2 separate regions of the Mus musculus genome follow, and region 2 is linked to region 1. Evidence: chromatin loops called from intact Hi-C (ENCODE). Cell type or tissue: gastrocnemius. All regions are shown on one strand. Links, peaks and the distances in the headings refer to the core of each region. The heading gives the core; the rest is flanking DNA.

Evidence for each region. A loop is a pair of places that touch in the nucleus more often than their neighbours do. Peaks named below come from ENCODE experiments on the same cell type or tissue, not always from the same donor. Only the 100,000 strongest peaks of a DNase experiment are listed, where the experiment ranks them.
Region 2: it touches region 1 in a loop (5-fold over the local background); 13 of 42 quality-filtered maps call a loop at or near these places.

Annotation. Positions count from the first base shown.
Region 1 is chr14:106,437,766-106,442,172 of GRCm38, reverse strand. The region is part of intron 2 of 1700128A07Rik (RIKEN cDNA 1700128A07 gene); the gene reads left to right. Among named protein-coding and RNA genes, the nearest start is that of 1700128A07Rik, 47 kb to the left of the region's middle. In gastrocnemius, for the core only: a CTCF peak has its summit at 2,676 (motif pointing left); a DNase peak (open chromatin) is centred at 2,676; H3K27ac peaks cover 646 bases.
Region 2 is chr14:106,505,122-106,509,528 of GRCm38, reverse strand. The region is part of intron 3 of Gm29871 (a long non-coding RNA gene); the gene reads right to left. Among named protein-coding and RNA genes, the nearest start is that of Gm29871, 20 kb to the right of the region's middle. In gastrocnemius, for the core only: no CTCF peak of the experiment used is centred there; no DNase peak of the experiment used is centred there.

The sequences.
Region 1 (4,407 bases), core at 216-4,215:
CAAGCTAATGTGTGTAACATTTCCATAGATGATACAGGCATCATGCTTTGAATACAACCACCTTCTCCACTATTCTTTCTCTATTCAATCCCTTCTTTCTTACCCATTCCTGTAAAGTCCATCTTCTATCTTTATGTCAACTGTGGTGTGATGTGTGTGTGTATTTGTGAGCTTCTACACATAAAAGAAAACATATGACACTATTTTTCTGTGTCTGGTGTATTTTATTGTACAAGATAAACTCCAATTCAATCCCTTTTCTTGACCGTCAAATGATTTCAGTCTTCCTATACCTCCACTGTGAGTATACTTTAACTCTTGAACTATTGAACCTTGGTGGTAGAGAAAAAGCTGATATAAGCATGGGTATATAAGTATCCGTGTAGTACACTTTTTATATGATAGTTCTTTATTCTTTAAACTACATACTTACTTTCACTGCGGCTGGACACATTTATAATTCCAGCAACAGAACACAGGATTCCTTTCTGTACATCCTCAGGAGCATTTGCTATGTTTTTTTTTTTTTTTTAATTTCTTTTCCTATTTTTAGAGTGGATATTCAGGCCAGGATGAGATGAAATCTCAGTGAAACTTAATGTGCATTTCACCGATGGCTAAAGACATTGACCATTATTATTTGTTTGATTTTAGTTTTTTGTTTGTTTTCTTGATAAATCAAGTAAAAAACCAAATCTTCGACCTGCTACAGGCAGGGTCCATGACCTGCCAATGAGCTACAAGTGTTTTCTATTTCGAGGAATGTCTATTTAAAGTATTTCCTCATTGGTTGATTGAATTTCTCAGACCTTTAATGTTAAGTTTTTACATTGCTATGTGTTTTAGGTAGACTCTGTCTGTCTCAGGAACAGCTGAGCTGGCAATGCTTCTCCTTCTGTAGGTAGCTTCATTTCCTTACTAGGTTCCTTTGTCTTGCAGGGTTTTCATGTGATATAATCCCATTTGTTAATCTTCACTTTTCCCCCTGAGCCTTTTAATAGCTATTTAGGAAGTCGTTGCTAGTGACAATATTTTGAAGACTCTTCTCTGTGCTTGTAATTAGAAGTTTCTAGCTTCCTATGAATGTCTGTGATAGACTTATGTTGAATTGCCTATAGGCTGAGAGACAGAGATCTGCTTTCAGTGGTGCTCACCCAGTTCCTGGTTGATGGAGAAAGGCTGTTATACATAGAACACATGTTTTTGGCAGCTGTGTCAAAAATCAAATAGCTGTCTGCATGTGGTGTTATTTCTGGGTCCTGTCTTCTAATCCACTGGTCTAGCTTTCCTTTCTGTTTTCCTGGCAATATCGGGCTATTTTTGTTACTATCTCTCTCTGCCTAGCATGCTTTGAAGGTAGCTGTATGATGGTGCCTCCAACCTTGTTCTTTGTAACTCAGCATTGCTTCGGCCACATGCAGTCCTGTGTACACGCTCCACTTGTGAACTTTAGGCTTGTTTTCACTAGTTCTGTGAAGTCTGCTGTTGGCTTTGGGGAGGAGCCTTCCATCTTCTGATGTCTTCTTTGGTTCTTTTTCTTGATGTTCCATGATTTTTCCATGTGGGGGGGTTATTCCTTCTCCTTGGTTGTATCTGTTTCTCAGTTTTGTTTGGGAGACTGGTATTTTTAATGACTTGCTTTCTTTATCAGTGGGGTTACAGTAAGGCTACTGGTTCCGATGTGTTGTCTTGGCATCCTGCTACTTTGGTGAAGGTTTTCATCAGCGCTTAGACTCTTATGCTGGGTTCATTAGGACATTAGCCGTCTACAGTAATGGAATCTGTAAACAGGGATACTTTGACTCTGTGTTCACTATTTGCCTCATTTTCACTTCCCTTCTAATCCTATTTCAACAGCTAAGATCGCTAGTCTTATAGTGAGAGTGTTAAAAATGGACGGTTTGTCTTCTTGTTAAGTATACAAAATAGGCTTTCCATTTCCCCATTTGATATGCTGCTTTAACATTCAAAGTTTTACTGAGTAGCTGCTAATCATTTGATGAAACTCAACTGGCATATGTGACTAGTGCGCACAGATTGTTTAAAATGAAAACTACATTTCATATAGAAACAAATTGTCTATTAATTCAATTCTGCCCTCGCTCACATAAATCCACAGAGCTGCAAACTTCCCTTAAACACAAAACAACACTACATCTGACAAATGGTCACTTCAATAAGCCTTCTATCTTTTAAACCTGAACTAATCCATACAGACAGTGTAATAAGTTCAGTGGCTCACTGTAAAGTATTTTATTTCTGTAAGGTGTTTTTTCTTCTTGGTATTTGACAGACTTAAAAGAAGTAATATAAACAGTGTAAAATAGCATGTGGCATAAGTACATGCAAGTTGTTCTAATTCTAAATTCCTATCCTGTTATGTCACTATGGCTACTCCATCTAAGAAGATTTACATAGAAATTTCTATGTAAACTTTCCAGATTAAGATTTTTAAAGGAATTTACTTTTACTTGTATTTTAATACATTATTTCCCTCATATTATTTATTTCAAGTAAATTTACCTGTTATCGTAGAAAATTAAACTTCTAATAAATTTTTATTTGTGAAAAGTGTTTTCCTTTTTCTTTCTTTCTTCACCCCCTCCCTCCCCCGGTTAAAAGAAAAGCAATATGCCACAAGCTTTTGCAGTAGCACGTGCTTGGACTGCCCTCTAGTGGTCTCTTAGTCACTAACACCCGGTGAGTTGGAAGGAGGAGGTCTGGGGAAATCACCAACACACAGGCGTAGATATATGTTCAGCCAAGAAACTGACTTTCATAGCAGATAAGAAAATGGCCTCCTCATACAATTCTTGAAGGATATTAAAGATCAAAATTTCTTATAACATTATTGTTACTTTAAAAATATTTATTATTTGTGTTGTATTGTGTAGAAATCATAAAAAATGACTATTGCTTGAAACAAACAAACACTGAAGTTGATACAAAGAAATACTATCGGCAAACCTGGGCTTCTGAGAACTACCCTCACCACATTGCTGCTGCTCACAATGGCTCCCCTTCTGAGTTATTTTAACTTTTAATTAACCCTGTTACTTTCTTACACTCATAAAGAATTATCTAATGCAAGATGGCCTAGTTGGCCATCATTGGAAAGAGAGGCCCATCGGTCTTACAAACTTTATATGCCCCTTTACAGGGGAATGCCAGGGCCAAGAAGTGGGATTGTGTGGGTAGGGGAGTGAGGGGCGAGGGTATGGGGGACTTTGGGGATAGCATTGGAAATGTAAATGAAGAAAATACCTAATAAAAAAAAAGAAAGAGAGAAAAAGAAAGAATTATCTCTAGATGTGAGAGTTTAGCATTTAAACCATTTGCACTCATGGCATTTATTACAGCTTAACAATAATTCAATAAGTGAATCCTAGGTAAAAACAAAAAATTTTGGGATCATTCATAACAAATGCTAATCATAGAGCATCCTTTTGGGGCAGAATACTGATTCATTTTCATGTACTGTTTAAAAAATATTCTCCAACTTTTGTTTGCTAACTAGAAGGAATTTACAAACAATATCGCCTCATACATTTTCTGTGTGTACTTTATGGGCAATATTTACTTCTTCACGTCTCTTAGAATTACACTAATATTTTATTTCCTTTTACCTCAAACTGTTAATAAGGATATGTTTTGTATGTTCAATGTACTAGTTTAAACTGTATGAAGAAATTGAAACTATATTTCCTTTAGTTGCAGAGAATTTAATCAGAATATTAGATAAATAATGAACATTATATATAACAATAGACATATTTGAAACGTTTCATCATTGAGGTTATACTTTGCAATTAAATGTCTTTTTTTGCCTTCTTAGAAAACACTACAGAAAACCAAGAAAACAGGAAAACTTAAGGCAATAGGGGAAATTACTGTGTTTTGTAAGGAGCATATAAAATAATCCTTTCCAAAAGTGTAACTCACGTGAACATTTTCTAAATGTTCTCCTTGATAGAAATATTTCCTAAAGGGAGAACTTCAGACAGCTCTCTGGTGGATGCATTGGTAATGATGGCATAAACCGAAGATTTAGAACAGCACAAGAGTTACAAAGTATGCACTGTACATAAGCTATCCTTACTATCCTAATACACTTTAGATTCTATATGTAATGCAGCAAAAAATAGAAGCACAATATACATATGCTATGTAAAAAGATTCGTGGACATATTTCACCATCACATCATCTCCCCCCCCCCCCACACACACCTGGGTTTCAGATTTGAAACTACAAAACTATGTCCTTAAAAAAATTAATATGGCCCTTCTGGTCAGCTCCAGCACTGGGTCACCTTGGGCACCCAGGTGACACCCCCAAGGTCCCTAGAGGACTCTCCATGAGATCTTAGGACACAACTTCTGTTCCATTCCAATCGTGCAGGACCTGAG
Region 2 (4,407 bases), core at 211-4,210, 67 kb before region 1:
ATTTTCACAAATTTTAATATGTCTCTGTGAAAGGATATAAAAAAACATAATGAACCTGACAAACATTTTCAAATAAGTATATATAAGTCACAATCACTAAAAATAATCTACTGCATTCATGATCACTAGAGCAATAGTATGCAGATGCCTTTTCTCTTCTAGTCCAGCACGTAAGGTTACTTATGTTTGTGAAATTATTCTAATTATTTTCTCATTTCAGGGTTCCTCATATTTGTATTGAGAGCCATAATTGTTAAGAATCTGTATACTGCCTGTCATTATGGGAATGATCTCAGAATGAAAGTTCACCTCTACCTCACTGCCTCTAGTTCAAATTTAGTAGGAAGGAAACTGTTGCCTTGAAAATGATTTATATATGATAATCTAAAGATTAAAAATAAAAGACCCATGATATGACTTCAGGGCAAAGGACAAATAAATAACACCTTGCACATTTTCAATCACTTTCTAACTTTTCCTAAAATCATTTTTGGTGCTATAGAATTCAATTCCTTACAATTTGGTGTAAATTTAGCAAATTGTTCAAATAGTCTAACTGAAGGAAAATCAGATCCCCAGTAGAGCAAATGATTTTCTTTTCTTTCTTTTTTCTTTTTTCTTTTTTTTTTTTCAGAAAGTACCAAGACATAATCACAAGCTCTGAATTCTGAGTGCACAAAGGTGGATACAGTAATGGAGTCTGCTCTGTAATCAACAGATTTTCACAATCACTTGCATTCATATGGAACGCCTATGAATCTGTGTTCAACAATTTTCATGATCATCAGGAATCAGAGAAATGTGAGCTATTCAGGAACCTATCAGTAAATTATGGCCTTTACCAGGAATAGATGGAATTCAGCAACTTTATCTCTGGCAACAAAACCCTGACTGTAAAACACAGAAACATTTTACAGTCTTGAGAAAAGCCACCATCTCAGGTTAAAATATCGTCCTGGCCACCCACAGGAGTTTATCAGTTCATGAGAAATCTCTTAAGTCCTGATCTGCAGTGCTATTTGTTCTAAAATGCTTGTTTAGTTGGCGTTGTATCTGCATTAGCATATTCTTGATTTCTTTGGACATGAAAAACGTGGCATAAGCTACAGTATGTCTCTCAAAATAATCATTAAATCCAACTATGACTAGGGAAAAACAGCAAAAAATGGTATGGGTCATAAATGCCATATAACTGTAATTTTCCCACGAGCACTGACTGTTCATCCTGAGCACACACGTTTGATTCCCAGAACCAATATGGCCTCCCCCATAACTCCAGTTCCAGGGCATGAACTTGATCTACAAATATACATGCAAGCATAACGTCATACATGTAAAACAAAGTCTTTTAAAAATTAAATGGCAAATGAGTTAATGGTAAACTGATTTTTGTTAACTCTTTTGACAATATTGAATTCAATGAAGCTTCATATTGAGAGAGAAATAACAAGAGTTCATTTCCCTCTTTCCCATATACACATCTGCATACTAATAAGGTTGCCTTAAGAATTCACACCCTTCTGTAATTCCAGTTCCTGAGGATTCTTGCCCTATTCTGCACCCTGTGGGTACCTGAGCTAACATGCAAACAGATACACAAATAATTTTGAACAATGATAAAAATAACTTACAAATTTACATGTAGTATTTCTTATAAAGTTGATTTAATGAAATTTATTAATTCTGAAATTAATAAAAATACAATTACCGAGATATATTGCTGAATATGGTAATTTCAGTTACATGTATCTGTATTCTTCGAAAGTGTATGTCTCTCTATATGAAGAAACAAAAACTAATTGCACAGCAGCATGCACATTCGCAACAGCTGGAGTGTGTTGATATAAAGAATAGAAAATTTAGATATGAAATATGTAATTCTTTTTCAGTAAATGAGTCTTTGCTCTGTGGGCATCCACCTGACAGATAAAGTCCATACAAATTGAGGAAAACAGAATATATTGATTATAAGTACTTTGAAAATACATTCATAGAAATATCTAGACTCCTTTGAGCAAACAGGGATATCAAACGCTAAGCAAGTTGATACTTAAAGTTCATTATCACACAGACTAGCCAGGTATATCAGGATGCTATAGATTGTGGAACGGATTACAAGATACAGGGAAAAGAAGTAAACATGCTAAGAAATGGCAAGACCTGGGTTTGTTTTAATGTTGATTTGCAAACCCTTCTTGAGGATTTGCACACAATTAGCAATTAGTCTGCTGAGATCTCAGACATTACTTAACACAGAGGCCTGCTTTTAAGAAGTGTATTGTTTCTGACACTGCATTCTCTTATTCTATTTCTGAGCTGCCGGACACATCGTGTTCTCCTCTGATGCTGTCTCCTCTTTCTGAATTCTAGCCAGTAAGGGAGCTGTGGAGCTCTGGCTTCATCCAAACTTGCTCCTTCATTTACATTCCTTCTATATATGAAACCTTAGCTTTGCATAACACCTGCCCACTGCCAACTCGTGAATTTCTGCAGCCCATGCTGACTCACAATAGAGCAGCTGATATTTCTAAGACTATCCTGACTCAACTCCTTAAATAACAGCTCTATAATTTAAAGTCCAGATATTCAACGAAAAAAAAAATAGGTTTCTGGGATTTTTTTAATATTCTATGATTCTTGTCATTCTATTAATTATGTAATATTTAATCATGCAATAGAATCAAAACACTAATTTTTCCTAATTTTTACATTCATTTTAACCTCCTGTACCATTCCACTTTATTTGTAGGATCATTTATTATAAAATTCAAAAAACTACTAAACCTGTAATAGTCTTTTTAATGACACATGTCCCCAGTAAGTTCACATATGTGAACACTGGAGCTCCTGACAGGTGCCACTGTTTTAGAAGTTGACAGAAGCCTTAAGAGGTAGAGACTTGCTGGAGGAGGTACATTGCTGGGGGCAGGATTTAGAGTGTATAGCTTAGCCGCAATTCCAGTTAATTCTCTCTGCTGTGTGAGGCTGATGGTGTGATCTCTTTTTTTTTTCTGTAGATATTTTCTTCATTTACATTTCAAATGTTATTCACTTTTCTCGTTTCCCCTCCAAAAGCCCCCTCCATCCCATCCCTCCTTCCCCTGCTCACCAACTCACCCACTTCCTGGATGCCCTGGCATTCCTCTACACTGGGGCATCAAGCCTTCACAGAACAAAAGGCCTCTCTTCCCATCTAGCTACATATCCATCTAGAGCCATGGGTCCCTCCATATGTATTCTTTGGTTAGTAGTTTAATCCCTGGGAGCTCTGGGCATACTGGTTGGTTCCTATTATTGTTCCTCCTATGAAGCTGCAAACCCCTTCAGCTCCTTGGGTACTTTCTCTAGCTCCTCCATTAGGGACCCTGTGCTCAGTATCATGGTTGGCTGTGAACCTCCACTTCTGTATTTGTCAGGCCCTGGCAGAGCCTCTCAGGAGACAGTTATATCAGGCTCCTGTCAGCAAGCACTTGTTGGCATCCACAATAGTGTCTAGGTTTGGTAACTGTATACAGGATGGATCAGTGGCACAGTCTCTGGATGGCCTTTGTTTCAGTTTCTACTCCACACTTTGTCTCTGTAACTCAGACATGGGTAGTTTGATCCCTAAGATGGACCGACATATACACACTTCTGGTGTTCTTTCTTCTTGAGCTTCATGTGGTCTGTGAATTGTATCTTGGGTATTCCGAGCTTCTGGGCTAATGTCCACCAATCAGTGAGTACATACTAAGTGTGTTCTTTTGTGACTGGGTTACCTCACTCAGGATGATATTTTATAGTTCCATCCACTTGCCTAAGACTTTCATGAATTCATTGTTTTTAATAGCTGAGTAGTACTTCATTGTGTAAATGTACCACATTTTCTGTATCCATTCCTCTGTTGAGGGGCATCTGGGTTCTTTCCAGCTTCTGGCTATTATAAATATGGCTGCTATGAACATAGTGGATCATGTGTCCTTATTACATGTTGGAGCATGTTCTGGGTATATGCCCAGGAGTGGTATAGCTGACTTCTGCTTCAGCTACCTACTTCCATGCTTCCCCCTCTGGGACCCACAACTTCCATAAGTTGCTTTTGACCATAATGTTTTATCACACACACAACAAAAAGTCACTAACATATCTGTGTAAATTTATTGATTTTTCACTAGTGTCCTTACCAAGTCACTACTTTCTGCTATATGAATGACTTCCATAATCCTACATGTCATCTCTTCTATTATTCTACACTACCATCATTCAGAACTGTTGTAATCTTAAATATTTATGACTTCTTTGCAATTATCCCAATTAAGCAAAACGTTTTTCCCTCCAATTTTTTATTAGGTATTTACTTCATTTACATTTCCAATGCTATCCCAAAAGTCCCCTATGCCCCCCCTGCTCCCCTACCCACCCACTCCC